Linked DNA regions of Mus musculus: region 1 is linked to region 2. Evidence: chromatin contacts called from ENCODE Hi-C data. All regions are on one chromosome and are shown on one strand. The core of a region is the stretch at or near the end of the contact, and the rest is flanking DNA. Distances in the headings are between cores, read along the strand shown.

What was found. Hi-C counts contacts between places; a loop is a spot of excess contacts on that map.
Region 1: a loop to region 2 is called in a map of T-helper 1 cell, with 281 times the contacts of the local background. The contact joins the enhancer-like site here to the promoter of 9230019H11Rik in region 2. A Hi-C loop is called at or near these places in 5 of 37 maps with a recorded cell type or tissue (T-helper 1 cell, T-helper 17 cell, T-helper 2 cell and 1 more).

What each region holds. Positions count from the first base shown.
Region 1 is chr10:22,137,212-22,144,125 of GRCm38, forward strand. It overlaps a transcript of E030030I06Rik not described here. Among named protein-coding and RNA genes, the nearest start is that of E030030I06Rik, 8.6 kb to the right of the region's middle. Within about 2 kb of position 3,885, at least 1 of the 3 ENCODE cell types and tissues checked has a DNase peak (open chromatin) inside an H3K27ac peak, as active enhancers do.
Region 2 is chr10:3,118,475-3,125,521 of GRCm38, forward strand. It overlaps 9230019H11Rik (RIKEN cDNA 9230019H11 gene), which reads left to right and starts at 1,367. Exons shown (of 6, transcript NM_001033977.2): 1 at 1,367-1,424; 2 at 1,702-1,822; 3 at 6,528-6,797. The coding sequence starts at 1,732. B020014A21Rik (RIKEN cDNA B020014A21 gene) reads right to left here. Exons shown (of 3, transcript NR_045946.1): 3 at 6,617-7,047. It also overlaps the pseudogene Gm3318.

The DNA of each region.
Region 1 (6,914 bases), core at 2,635-5,134, about 19 Mb after region 2:
TCAAAGCCTTGTACTCTTAAATTAGTTGCATAGGCACAACACCTAACTAAGAGTAACATTATTAATTTCTAATTTTGTATCTATATACAGATTTATACCAATGAAAACCTTAATCCTATATCAAATTCTGTACCAATGTAAGAAATTATAACTTTAATTTTACATCAATTATAAAGCTTTCTATCAATGTACGATTATGGCTATACAATGTTTTGTTTAAGAGTAAATTTGACAACCTATTCCTATTTGTCTATTCTTCTAACTTCTATGATATTACTATATTCCTCCTTTTCTCTTCAAATCCCTTTTACTTTACTTAAGAAAGAAGGATAGAGAAGAAGAAAGAAAAGATAGAAATCTCTGAGTCTAAGCTCTCTAGTTTCCTCCCTGTCCAAAGCTACAACACTTGCAAACTATCCCTTAAAGTTAAACATATCTATAATTCCTAAAATATCCAGAGCCATTCACCCCAACCCTAAGGGAATGGGGCAATAATCTTTTGCTTGCTTATAACATTACAATACAATAGTGTAATGTTAAGTGTAGGCCCCCAAGACCTGGTTGTTCCAGAGATGAGAGAGCCTGCATGTAAACCCAAGTGACATTATGTGACATTGCCCCCAAGTTATTTCTGTTGGTTTTGTTTGTTTGTGGGTTGTTGGTTGTTTTTTTTTTTGTTTTTTTGTTTTTTTTTGTTTTTTTTGAGACAGGGTTTCTCTATATAGCCCTGGCTGTCCTGGAACTCACTTTGTAGACCAGGCTGGCCTTAAACTCAGAAATCTGCCTGCCTCTGCCTCCCAAGTGCTGGGATTAAAGGTGTGTGCCACCACGCCCTGCAAATTATTTCTGAATTGTAAATAAAAGTGCCTATAAGTCAAAAACTTGGCAGTGTTGAGATAGGCATTTTCTGGTGTTCCCTGCCTGGGGATGGCAGGAGATCATAACAGAGGTAGATAGAAGAAGATAAATAGAGGAGAAACCACCATGAATTAAGAACCTTAAGTAATGGTCATGTATTAATGACTATTAAAGTAATTAAAGTAGTGGTCTAATTAGAGTTAAGAGCAGCCCAGACAAATCCATGGAAAATTATATAATGGAATTATTGGCTGAGAAATATGTATACAATATAGAGGATAGCTATCTGCCTAACTCTTGTGCTAACTAAGGCTTATCATAAATATAAAGGTTGTATGCATCTTTTATCCAGGAACTAAATGGTCAGAGGATGTGTAGAAATCCTGGGTTGAGATCAAATATTTTCTACCACACAAAACCAGATATCAGCACCTAGAATTACAATCTTACTTCCAGGGGACCAGCTCCAGCGAGGTTCTTCTTTCTTGTCAGTTATTCTTGAGGCAGCAGAGGGGGAAGAGCTTGGCAGAGGGGGAAGAGTTCCGTGGAGGGTAAGACTTTGTCTTACGACATATTTATGGTTGCTTTATAATAATAAAAACTTTACTTCTCTAAGTTACTATGCTACTGTATCTGATTAACTTATCTAAGTCTAAATTACTATGCTATTGTAGCTGACCTGCCCTCTGTGTTCATCTGAGGCCAGAGATTGTAGTCTCAGGCACTTAGCACCTCACCCTAAAACAGCAGGTAGGTTAGGGTTAGGGTTAGGGTTAGGGCCTTTTCCCTATTGTCCAGGCTAAGGGGAAGTTTGGAGCAATAAATTTCTATTGAACCAGGAAAAGAGAATAACACTCTCAAAAGGAAAAACTTTTACATAATCAAATATGCATAATCTCATATAAATTCATATACAGATTCATAATCAACACCTCCTAAGAGCAGCTCAAAGAGGCCTACGAACCAGGAGATTTAATGGTACCACACCAGTTCCAGGTGAGAGATGCAGTTCTTGTCCGATGATATCGAGCTGAGAATCTAAAACCTTGTTAGAAAGGCCCTTACATCGTGCTGCTGACCACCCCCACTGCTGTCAAAGTAAAAGGCATCTCTGTTTAGATTCATGCCTCTCACATAAAGCAAGCTCCTGAAAAATAAAACCCCCCTTGGTTGACCACCCTCATTTCTACTCTGATGGGCCCTCTAATAATTTTGCTCTTACTGCTGATGTGTGGCCTACTAAATCTTAATAAATTGGTGACCTTTATTAGAGAAAAAATTGGTGCCATCCAGCTGTTAGTACTAAGACAACAATACCAGTCTCTGCAGAACCTTGAAGAAGAGATTGCAGCTTAGTTCTAAGATTAGAACTAGTAACTAGAAGAAGTGGGGAATGAAAGATCCTGACAGAATGTAAAAGGTCACAGAAGCCCTGAAATTGGCAAAATAGATTTCTCTGTTAGCAGAACTAGCTTCACTGATTTAGAAAAATAGAGGTGCACAATGCTCTGGCCACTCCTTGAATTCGTGTGTCTGCCAATGTTCTAACCGTTCCTTAAACCCAGTTGTGTGCCCACTGCTGCACCTCACTGCCTGGTGTTTGTGATATTGGTTGCTGAGAAAGAGTCAGAAAATCTCCCCAGCAACCACAGCCCAGCCAATCCTGAGTTGCTACATACACCTGCACCAGACTCTTTCTTTGTACCCCTCCCATACCCATTTCTTGAGAATAGACATTGTTTAGATCTGGAAATCCCCTACTCCCCACTTCTCCCCAGGGCCTATAAAAACTGGGACCTCTTTCCCCTAGAGGTCGACTCCTCTACCTCTGTGTGGGATATGAGTTGTCCCCAGAGCTCCGGCTTTCCCCAAATAAAGCCTCCTGTGGTTTACATCAAGCTTGGTCTCTCCTGAGTTCTTGGGTGTCTGCTATTGTCCTGAGGCCTGAGCAAGGGGCTCCTCTCAGAGTCTTTCATTTGGGGGTTCATCCGGGATTGGCGTGACCACCCACGTCTCCGAAGACCCACTTGGAGGTGAAATTTTTTGTCTAAAATATTTCTGTGAGCCGGCGAGGTTCAGTGCTGAAATTTGCAGCCTCTACGTTTCGTGAGAAATGAAGACCTCTACCTTGGGATGAGGCACTGAGTGTGAACAGCAGAAGGGCTGCTGCTCGCTCTGGGGGGATGCCCTGAGCGAGAGGAAGGACTCCAGGAGTCTGTCTGGGGCAGAAAGTAAAGAGTTAATAGTCTTCCTAGATTGGAAGACTTAAGCACTTCCCTGACTTTTTTGCATTTCTGAGTTGTTTTTTGTCCGTTTGTCAGTGTGTGTTTGTTTTTTGTGTCTGTTTTCAGGTATTTGTCAGTGTGTGTGTGTGTGTCTGTTTTGTGTTTGTTTCGTGTTTTCCGTGATATTGGATGGACTGTAACGACCCCCACTAAGTTTGACTTTAGACCACTGGACTGAAGTTAGATCAAGGGCCCATAATCTTTCAGTAGAAATTAAGAAGGGACCTTGGCAGACTTTTTGCTCCTCCGAGTGACCGACTTTTAATGTAAAATGGTCACTAGAGGGGACTTTTGGTTTGACTCTTATCTTTGAAGTTAAAGCCACTGTTTTTCAGAGCAGACCTGGGTCCCACCTGGATCAACAGCCCTACCTCTTCTAGAATTCACTGCCATAAATCAAACCATAGATTCCCCATGCGTCTCAGAGCCCTTCCCCCTCTGCTCCCACGCGCACGGGTGGGTCAGCACAGCAGCAGCAGAGGCGGCGGTTAAAACCCTGCCTGGACCAGCATGCTTTCTGGCCCGGCTGTGACAAGGCGGGCAGGGCTCGCCCTGCCACGCCAACTCCTCCTCCAGCTGCTTTCGCTCCCCGGGTGAGCATGCAGCCCCAAGCCCGAAACAGAGCCTCATCTTCAACCCACAGCTCCTTCCCCTCTGCCCTATCTTCTGCTTCCGAAGGTCCCTGCTCCCAGCTCTGGGATTGCCGGCGGCAGTCAGAGGACCAAGGACCGGAGGCTGGGACCCAGAGCTGACAAGCCCAGAGTCCCCCAGCAGATGGAGCTCCTGACACCACTTCTGCCTTTTCCTTTGTGAGCTGTAGGCGACCTGCCCACTGACCACTCCTCTCAGAGACTTTCAGTCTTGGGTCGGACACAGTTTGTAGAGCAGGCTGTCCTCAAACCTGTAAAAGCCTGACTCTGCCTTTCCTTTTCGTTCTTTCTTTTTGTTTGTTTGTTTGTTTTATTTTTTGTTTTGTTTTGTTTGTTGAGACTCTGTAGAGTGAGGCAGGCCTCTAACTCAGAAATCCGACTGCCTCTGCTTCCCAAGTGCTGGGATTAAAGGCACTGCCTAGCCTGTTATTTTTGCTTTTTGTTTTTGAATAGTGAGAAACATGATCTATTTAGTCCTGTTGTCTGTAGAAGTTTGATAAGGAAGGCCATTTGGATTTTATTAAAGAGTTTTTGACTGATTGCATTTCAGCTTTCACTGAGTATCTTTCTTATGATCAGAAAGTAGAACTATAAATTTATTCTTTTGAATTATTTACTATCAAGTGCTTTTGTGCAGTGTTGCTATATTACATGGTTGGTTACATAGAATGAAGAGGTGGTGAAATCTATGTTTCTAGTTATCTGTGATGTCCCTGAGCAGGCTGGCTTAGTCTGGAACCACAGGTATCTGAAACCAAGTCTGCATAGAAAGTTTCTTGGAGTTCCAGAGTGAGTTCCAAGTCAGCCAGGGCTACACAGAGAAACCCTATCTCATAAAAAAAAAGAAAAATAATAATAGGAAGAAAGAAAGAAAGAAAGTAAGAAAGAAAGAAAGAAAGAAAGAAAGAAAGGAAGGAAGGAATGAAGAAAGGAAGAGAGAGAGAGAGAGAGAGAAAGAAAGAAAGAAAAGAAGAGAAAAGAGAACTCACTCTGTAAGCCAGGGTGACCTTGGACGCAGAAATCTGCCCAAGGTTAAAGGTGTGTGCCACAACTGCCCCAGCTCTACTCTAATTCTCTCTCTCTCTTTTTTCTGTCTGTCTGTCTGTATGTATGGAAGTAATATTAATCCATTAATATCTCTTTTTCCTAAAATTCATGTCACTTCTCCTTACTTTTTCTCTCTCACTCACTCCATGTTTGTGTGCATGTGTGTGTGTGTGTGTGTGTTAGTCTAGGGTACACAGATCAAAGAAATCATATTTCCCAGGGATTCTTAGAAATAAACAAGGAATTCTAACCATCATCACCATCACCACCAATAAAAAGGCTGTGGAAACTGTTTCATGTCCCTCTCCCCCACAGGTGAGGATGTAGCTGCTTAATACTCCATGTGTGTATGTGTTTCCATGGCCAGCTAGTACCAACCCCAGATTTGTGTTTCAGAGATCTTTACTTATTTATTTCTCATGCCTGGTCTTGAGTGGGTGGTAGGCCACCACACTTCCAGAAAAACAACATAAAATCAACTAACAAACCAACCCGAAAATGTAAAAGAATGGATTCATCTGGCATTTAAAAGTAATAGACTGCCGGGCAGTGGTGGGGCATGCCTTTAGTCCTACTACTTTGTAGGCAGAGGCAGACAGATTTCTGCGTTCCAGGCCAGCCTGGTCTACAGAGTAAGTTCCAGGACAGCCAGGGCTACGCAGAGAAACATTGTCTTGATCTCAGCACTGGGGAGAGGCAGAGGCAGAACTTACTTGAGAGGCCGGCCTGGTCTGTCTTGTATGTTTTTGCACCATGTACAGAGACTTTGCATCTCATAAATGAATGAATACAGAGAAAGATATTCATCCATCTATACATGCATGTGCGATGGCTCAGAGGGCAAAGCTGCTAGCTGTTAAGGTACAGGTAAACTATTAAGGCCTAGATCGAATGTGAAGGCCTACTTCAGATTAGATAAGGCCTAGGTAACCTCTTACCTGGCTAGCCTGCCATTTTGTGCTGTTAACTACTATTATAAGGACACTTTCTCATACCTTGTTTCTGCTTTTACTGCCCGAATTGATTACATATTCTTATTGGTTGTGTCCTCGGAAACCAATCATGAAAGAAGCCAATCGAACTGCTTCCTTTGTTCTATAGTAATCTGCAATAGGCTTGGACCCAAACTGACCACCTAGCAGCATTTCCTGTACTCACCCATGTATACACTTTTATGGCATTTGCTCTTAGAAGCTGCCCTGGGGCTGGACCCCCCCACCCCCAACACAAGAGAGACACCCACACCACCGATTCAGTGCACAGACTACTATGATTGGAGCTTTTTATTACTGTTGATTGTTGAGTATGTCTCTGAATAAATGAAATATAGTAGGTTAGGTCAAGCACCCCGAGCACTGGCTACTCTTCCAGAGGACCCAGGTTTGATTACCCAGCACCCACATTAAAGCTAACCAGCATCTGGAACTCCAGATTTCAATAGGAAACTCCTTTACAATAGGAAAACACTGCCTATTGGTTTATTTGTTCAAATGTACAATAGGCTATTTATAAATAAATGGATCTCCAGTGAAGTATGTTAAAACTGCAACTGTTATAAATGGAAATCTAAATGAGAAGAAAATAAGGCATATTTGATATGTAAATTGAGAACAAACATTCTGGTATGATAATAGATTTTTGTCCTCAAAACACAGAAACAACAAAATTATCCACTAAACACTAGTAAGACAGGAATGTAAAAATTAAGGAAGGGAGAAAAAATGTTTTCAAAAGGAAATCTTTGGAGATTGGTGTACTGCAAATGAGACTTCCTACCCACACTCCTGGTAGACATAAATACTGGCAACTGCCAACTGCTCAAGGCTGTCAGAGATCTAAACAGTGGGTCTGAAATAAACGAGAAGCATTATTTTTTAAAACAAGGATCTATCTCCGTGGATACTCGTTGACCTGAGTCTTAAACAAGAAGAAAACCACTAGAATTACTCAGATGTGTCTGTTTCCCTTTTACAGACCTCAATGTTCCTTGACTCCAAGTGAGGTTCATGACTTCCATGATGATATACTTACAAAGGAATACAACCACAGAGCTAAAACCTCATCGTTACTCATT
Region 2 (7,047 bases), core at 117-2,616:
CAGTGGTCTGTCCGGATCAAACCTATCATCTGGTTTTTCATCAGTAAACTTCCCCGCTGTCAAATCAGCCTGTCTCTCAGTGTCATAGGTCCAGTATTCCCTGTAGGACCTTCACTCTGCTCTATGAAGCACCAAGTCTGTCTCCCTGTAGTCACTCCATCCTTCCTGCTCCCCTCTTCTAAGAGTCTGCTTCTGGCCTGGCAGCTGCAGGCCCTCAAGGCTGTCTGCCTGCTGTGCACTGGACCCTGCGAGGCTCTTGTGCTCCTTCTGAGACTTCCTATGGCCACCTTCAATGGACTTGTGTCCTGAGGTGACAACCTAGTTACAACTGCCATTGTTCCCAGCTCTGCTGGCCTCTTCCACTTCTCTGGGATGCTTGCCCTGCAGCTGCTGCTGGAACTGGTGCTCAGCCTCCCACGGGATGTCAAACAGGTTCTACTCCTCATATAGCAGCTGATAGAAGAGGTTGGCCATGACTCAGAAAAATGTCTCCTGCATCGCAGCCCCAAGGCAGCTACCGTGCTCACCAGGACCCCTTCATGAAGCAAGCTGCCTCTCCTGGCAGCGCGGGCAGTCCAGGCCAGTGAGCTACATGAGTGTTTTCCCTCTGTGTTTCTACACCATGTGCATGCAGTGTGTGCAGAGGTCCAAAGCCTGCCTGGAATCCCCTGGAGCAGCAGTCATAGAAGGTTGTGAGCTGCTCTGTGAGTGCAGGAAATCTAACCTGGATCCCAAAAGGGCAGTGGGTGCTCTTAACCTCTGAGCATCTCTTCTGGCCCCAGAGCTGCTTCTAATTGGAAGAAAACTGCGATTGCAGAACTTTCCACAAGGCTTTAGATTCCCCTGTCACAGAGCTAAGTTGAAAAGCACCAGCCTTCCTTCCCCACAAGATAGGAATTGTCTGGGGAGAGGGTGGGGGGTTGGGGATGCAGTGGGGTTGTGGAGTTGGGGGGAGGGCAGAGGTAAGGGAGAAGGGGAGGGGAGAAGATAAAGAAGTTGATGGAGATGGGACTAAGGAGAGTTGGGGGTGAGGAGGCAGAGAGACAACAAATATTTATGGGTACAAAAGACTTGAGGGGGTGATAGGGAAGGGGCAAATGATGGAGGAGAAATGAGACAGAGGCAGGGAAGCACAGAGGGAAGTGAGGAAGAGCTGCCTGGGGGTCTCAGGGGATCCTAGAGGGATGGAGCAAGACTAGGGGTGTATGTGAAGCTAGAGAAGAATCAGGGGGAGTGGCTACAGCAAAGGTTTGGTGACCACAGGAAGGCCTCCAGGTACTCAGGCTGTGGGAGTGGCCCCGCATAAATTATTCAAACTCTAGTCAGATTGGGGATTTTAGAAGCCCCTGCTCAAGACACCAACTTTGTTCTTTCTTCGACTTTCCTCACACTGATGCCAAGAGTCCCTGAGGGCGCAGCTGTTGGTGAGTGAGAAGAAGAAGAGACTTCGGTTGGGGCATGGGAGCCCTGAACAGGACTATGCTCACAGTTGTTATCTCCCTATGACCCAGTGTGAGAGGGGCCTGGGTCCACAGGGAGGCAGGTGGAGGATCCCAGAAGAAATTGAAGGAAAGGTGGATTAGGGAGATGCAAGGTCAGAGTACAGAAGGCCTGAATTCACAGCCAGGTGCCTGGAACTCTTGCTTTAGTCTACACTAGGACCACAACAGGGGACATGCTAACTTCCCATTCTCCCTGCAGCCACAGTCACATCTTCTGACAGAAGGAACCATGACCAAGGCAGCAGACACCAAGCACCATCATTCTATGATCCAGAGGCTGTTAATTCTATTGAGCTGTGGATACACCAAGCTGCTGGCTCGTGAGTTCCCATGGCCTACATGGAGCAGGGTTGCTGCTAGGAACAGGAAACTGGCTTAAGTCAGTTCCCAGGTCTGGGGTACCAGAAACTCCAGGGCTTCCCACTCTTCAGTCCAGCACCACAGCAACTGGGAACACTGGCTTTCCCAGAACCAGCCTTCAGGGGATTGAAGAGATAAGGGAAAAGTTAGAGTGTGAGAAAGGAGCAGAAATGAAAAGTGCAGGGGGCAGAAAGGGAGTACCTGGTGATGCCCTCAGCACCATCTGGATCTATAGGAAGCCTAAAACCCAGTGACCAGGATTGGGTATGTTGGGAGCAGTGCAAGACCAGGAGACAGTTTCAGACAGCTGTCCTGGACCTAAGGCAGGCTGTGCTAGAGACTGCCTTCCCAAGGGATTCCTCATGAGCCCTCCACCATTCAGGAAACTCTTTGTCCTTGAACTTTCTTCCCACATACCCACGGTATTTGTCCAGGAGGTCACAGCAGATGCTTCCAGGGACAAGGGAGCCTCCCCACTTCTTTTGTTCTCTTTTTATTTTGTTTCAAGGCTTCATTCACCCCCACACTAGAAACTGAAATAATCCCTTCTCTCCTTTGGTCTACCAGCTGCAGGAATTACAGGTGTGTGATACCAGGCTCAGCTTCAGTGCACACGTGGCTCATCAGCCACCAGCCTGCTCAGCTCCCTTCCCTGCCCATCTGGCCTTCCTCACTTTCCCTTCCCCAGAATGCCCTTAAGAAGCTGGAAAATTATATCTTCTGAGGATGACCCTAGCAACGGTACTGGGAGGGACCTATGGAGGCTTCTGCCCTTGGTCCCAGGCCTCCTGGAACATCCACCTCCTGGGTAATGCTGGTAATTAGACAGGGGAGAGTTCTTTTTTATGAAAATGTAAGACACTAAATCTTGATTGCAATCAGGCAAGCTTTGCTGTATATCTCTCAGCATCAACTACCCAGTTCTGCATTTGGTGTGAGAGCAGCAGAAGACAACAAACTTATGACTGAGCAGCAGATTTGTCTTCTAACCCAGATCAGGGTACTTTCCATGAACCAGTAATGGTGCCCATCCCGTTTATCCCCCACCTCCACCCCCAGAACGTCTCCAAGAGTACTGTGAAAACTGCATCTTTCCCAGGCAGCAGTGGGTTCTGTGTTGCCTTTGGCTTCTAGGTCAACTAGAATTGGCAGGAGAAAGTCCTGGGTTGAAGGCCTCTTCATCTATCCATTCTACCCAATGGATTCCTAGGGTCCCATGGAACACAGAAGACTCTCCTTGAAGCCTGGGATGCTTTCTGAGGGAGAGGTGGCAGCTGACTTGAGGACTGACCTGGGTCATTTCCTCAAGATAAGATTTATAGCCTTCTAGGGAACAGGAGATGTTCAATCAGACAAATGTACCTGTCTCTCCCTCCCAGGGAGATCTTAACACACAAGTGACTTCTTATGTTCCTGCAGCAATGTCATATTTCTGGTATATCTTGTCTGACTGTGACCTGTCCACCTAACACTCAAATGAGAAAGAGCTCAGCTCATGATGCCTTTCCTGATAGCCTACAAGCAGAGACTGCTCTCTCTCTCAGAGCCCAATACCATGCCAGGACCCATTTTGTAAGGGAGTGCATTTTTTCTGCTGCAGGAGGGTCAGGGTGTCTTCTGCCTAAGCAATTAGGAATTGGCATGAACTCTACCCAGGGACATTTTCTCGCACTGGAACCTCAGGCTGACAGATAGCCTAAGTGATAGGTTCTGTTAGGCAGATGTACTCTTGCTCTTCAAAGACGGATTTTCTCTGGTTGCTTTTGACCACCAAGCACAGAGTGTAACAGGTGTAACACAGATTTTCTGACCTGTAAAAACTCCAGTACTTATATGATAATGGTATTAGTTATGTTCTTAGGCAGGGATAAGACACAGGACCATGGTAACACGCAAAAGGAAGAGTTTGGAGAGACTTATATTTCACAAGGATAATATCACCTCACAGCAGGGGAGCATGGCAGCAGGCAGACATGGTGGCTCCAGCAGCAAGTTGAGGCTCCACATATTTTTGGTTGGGTTTGGTTTAGAGACAAAATCTCAGTGTGTAGTTCTGGCTGACGTAGAACTATGTAGACCAGTCTGCCTCAAACCCATAAAGAACCATGTGACTCAACCTGTCAAATGCTGGGATTAAAGCGAGGTGATATGATGCCCAGATGGGAGCCAACATATTAAACCACAGACAAGGTCCAGAAATGAATAAATGGGAATGTCTTTCAAAGCCACACCCCCAGTGACATACTTCCATCAGCAAGTCCACACCTCCTAAACCTAATCGAACAGCTTCTACAAATTGGAGCAAACATCTTACTCTATAGAGGAGAGGCTCATTCAAAACAACACACTATACATGAACATTGTTGTCTAGGGTTTCATACCCAAGTTACAGAGCAGTAATGAAGCTGTGCAGAGAGAAAGAATTCACCCGCTGTGGGGATGAGTGGTGTCTCTTGGTTGGGACCTGGTCTGCCCTCCTAGGACATCCATCAGTCGGGGTATGTCTTTAAGGTAGTTCAGTTACAAAGGTTTTTTTATGTTTATACACATTTGTGTTTTGAATGTATGTACATATGCATGTATGTATGTGCAGCTTACATGTGCCTGATGCCCTTGCAGGCCAAAAGAGAACATCCGATCTCCTGGAACTAAAGTTGTAGGCAGTGGTGAGCCACCATGTGTTGTTGTTTGTAGGCTCTTTGCTGTCAGGTCCAGGGTAGAGCTGAGAACCAAGGCCAACTGGGTCTGTCCAGGGCTGAGCAGGATAGAGCATGTGAATGGCCCATAAGAAACACACCCTGCCCAGAGTCTTGTTGAAGCTAGAACTCAACTTTATAGCATCAGCCCCTTGTTTATTTTAAGTTCAGGGTTTAAGGTGGGGGAATTTTGGTGGTGTGGGATGACATAAGAGGCAGGAAAGGGGGGTGGAGGGTAAGGGGTAACTGACCGGGTCAATGGCAAAGCCTCACATCAGCAGTGGAGGCTCAGAGGCAGGGCCAAACAAGTCTTTCTGAGTCACCCCAATATGGGATTGACTGAGGCAGATCTCAAATTCAAGCTAGACTTATGATCTCCCACAGGACCATGTTCAACATGGTCCAACAGTTGCTGAGAATCAAATCTGATTCTCTGTTAGAAAAACAAGTGCCCTTAGCTGAAGCTCCACCTTTCAAACTCCAATGCTTCAGTTTCACACCATGGGCACAGGAACCTGGGGTTGTCATAGGACAGGAGCTATAAGAGTCTTTACTATCTATATTGTAAATCCAGCCCCATCTGAGTAGGCTAACCATCCATCTGTATTTAGCGTCTTTGTGTCCTGTTACCCAAGGCCCCCTTAAGCAGTCAGGCATCAGGTTCTGTACCCTTTACACATCAGTGGACCACTGTCCTTGATGTTACTCTCTCCTGACCACTGCTTGTGATAGAATTTTCTGTACCCCACTATTGGGATTTCAAGCTACAGACACAGATTCCTACCACCCTGCCCAGCCTTCAGTAATCAGCATCTTCCCTGAGCTTCACCACATTCTGAGGCCCTTCTCTCTGGTGAGAGCAGACTACACTTCTCAACAGGGTCTCCATCATTCCACAGAGCAGCATGGACTCTTAAAACTTCTCTGGAAATGTTTGCTATTAAGTCCATCTGAGAACATGAATGTCTCTGAGATTTGTGATAACTACTCTTTCACTACCAGACTTAACCATCCTAGGTTTTCTCTGGTACTGGTACTGTTCTAGTACTGAGGTCCATCTTCTGACCAGTTCTAGGAAGCCATCCCAGGAATGCTACATTAGGCCCAGGAGATCTGGCACTGTGTTGATCTAGTTTCCTTCTGTTGCTGTGATAAGACACTCTACACAAAAGGAACTTAAAGGAAAAACTGACTTACTAGACTTCTACTTCAAAGTTATAGTGTGCCATGGAGGGAAGTCAGGACTTGATCTCAGAGGCAGGCTTACTTGCTATTCCACACAGAATTACCTATGACCAAGGAACTTGCTTCCCAGCGGGGAAGGTATAGCAGGGACCAGAAAAGGATAACAGTTGCAGTCTGGATCACCAACTCAAAAGAGCTAGATATCCTATTCATCCAGAGACCTCTTGACCAGAGAATGATAATGTCCACATTAAGACGGGCATTCTTACATCATTTACCATCAAAACAGTCTTACAATTAGAAACTCATTTCTTAGGAGACTATAGGTGTGATAACACTGACAGTTAAAACTCATTATAGATGTCCAATTCTATGATGTGAGAGCACACATCAGAAAAGCTGTCTCCAAGCAACTTCAGACACACCCTTTCCCTGCTTCACTATGGCCCAGCATCTTCACAAACCATCTCGTCTCCACACAGTATACAAGGGTAGCTTTTGGAGACTCTCCAGAGTGAATAGATCTAGAAAAGACATCCTGAACTTTTCCTGCCATGACAGACAGTGCCCAGGGCTAAGAATATCATATTATAACAGAGAGGTGGATTGTTCCGATGGAGAGCAGGAGAGAATAAGCATAATTTACTTAGCACAGTGAAGATGGGTCAGGGATTATCCCCTGCCCCCATCCCTTAAATAACTCTTCCTGAGGGGGCTACAGGTAGAGAAAATCTCTGAGTCTTTTGTTCCCCAGCCCCAACCCCACTGCATGTTTCTTCCACAGAGTCTCCTACTCTCTGCTGTAGTTTTGACGTTAACAACACATTCAATGACAATGTCACATCTGGACTGTGGAACTATGAAGTCCAAGGTGAAGTGAAAACAGTACCTTTTATTCTCAACAGAAATAACAAATGTCATGTCACTAGTGATTTTGAGAACAGACTCAATGCCACAGAGATCTGTGAAAAACAGCTTCACAGTCTACAAGGTCAAGTTTATCACTTCCAAGATGTGCTACTTCAAATGCGGGGGGAGAATAACACAATCAGAGGTAAGTTTCAAATGACTCCATAGAGCTGGGGATGTAGCTCAGTGGTAGAGTTCTTGCCTAGCATGCATGAGACCCTAGGTTCCATCCTCACTGCTACAAAATGAGTAAAAGAACATGTCAGATGTCCATTGAAGGAAAGAGCAAGATTTGTAACAGGTTAGGGACCTTCATTGTTTCATGAAGAAACAAAATGAACCACTGTTAGTCCCACCTAAGAGGTCCAACAGCAAGGGCAAAATGTGGAGGGTAA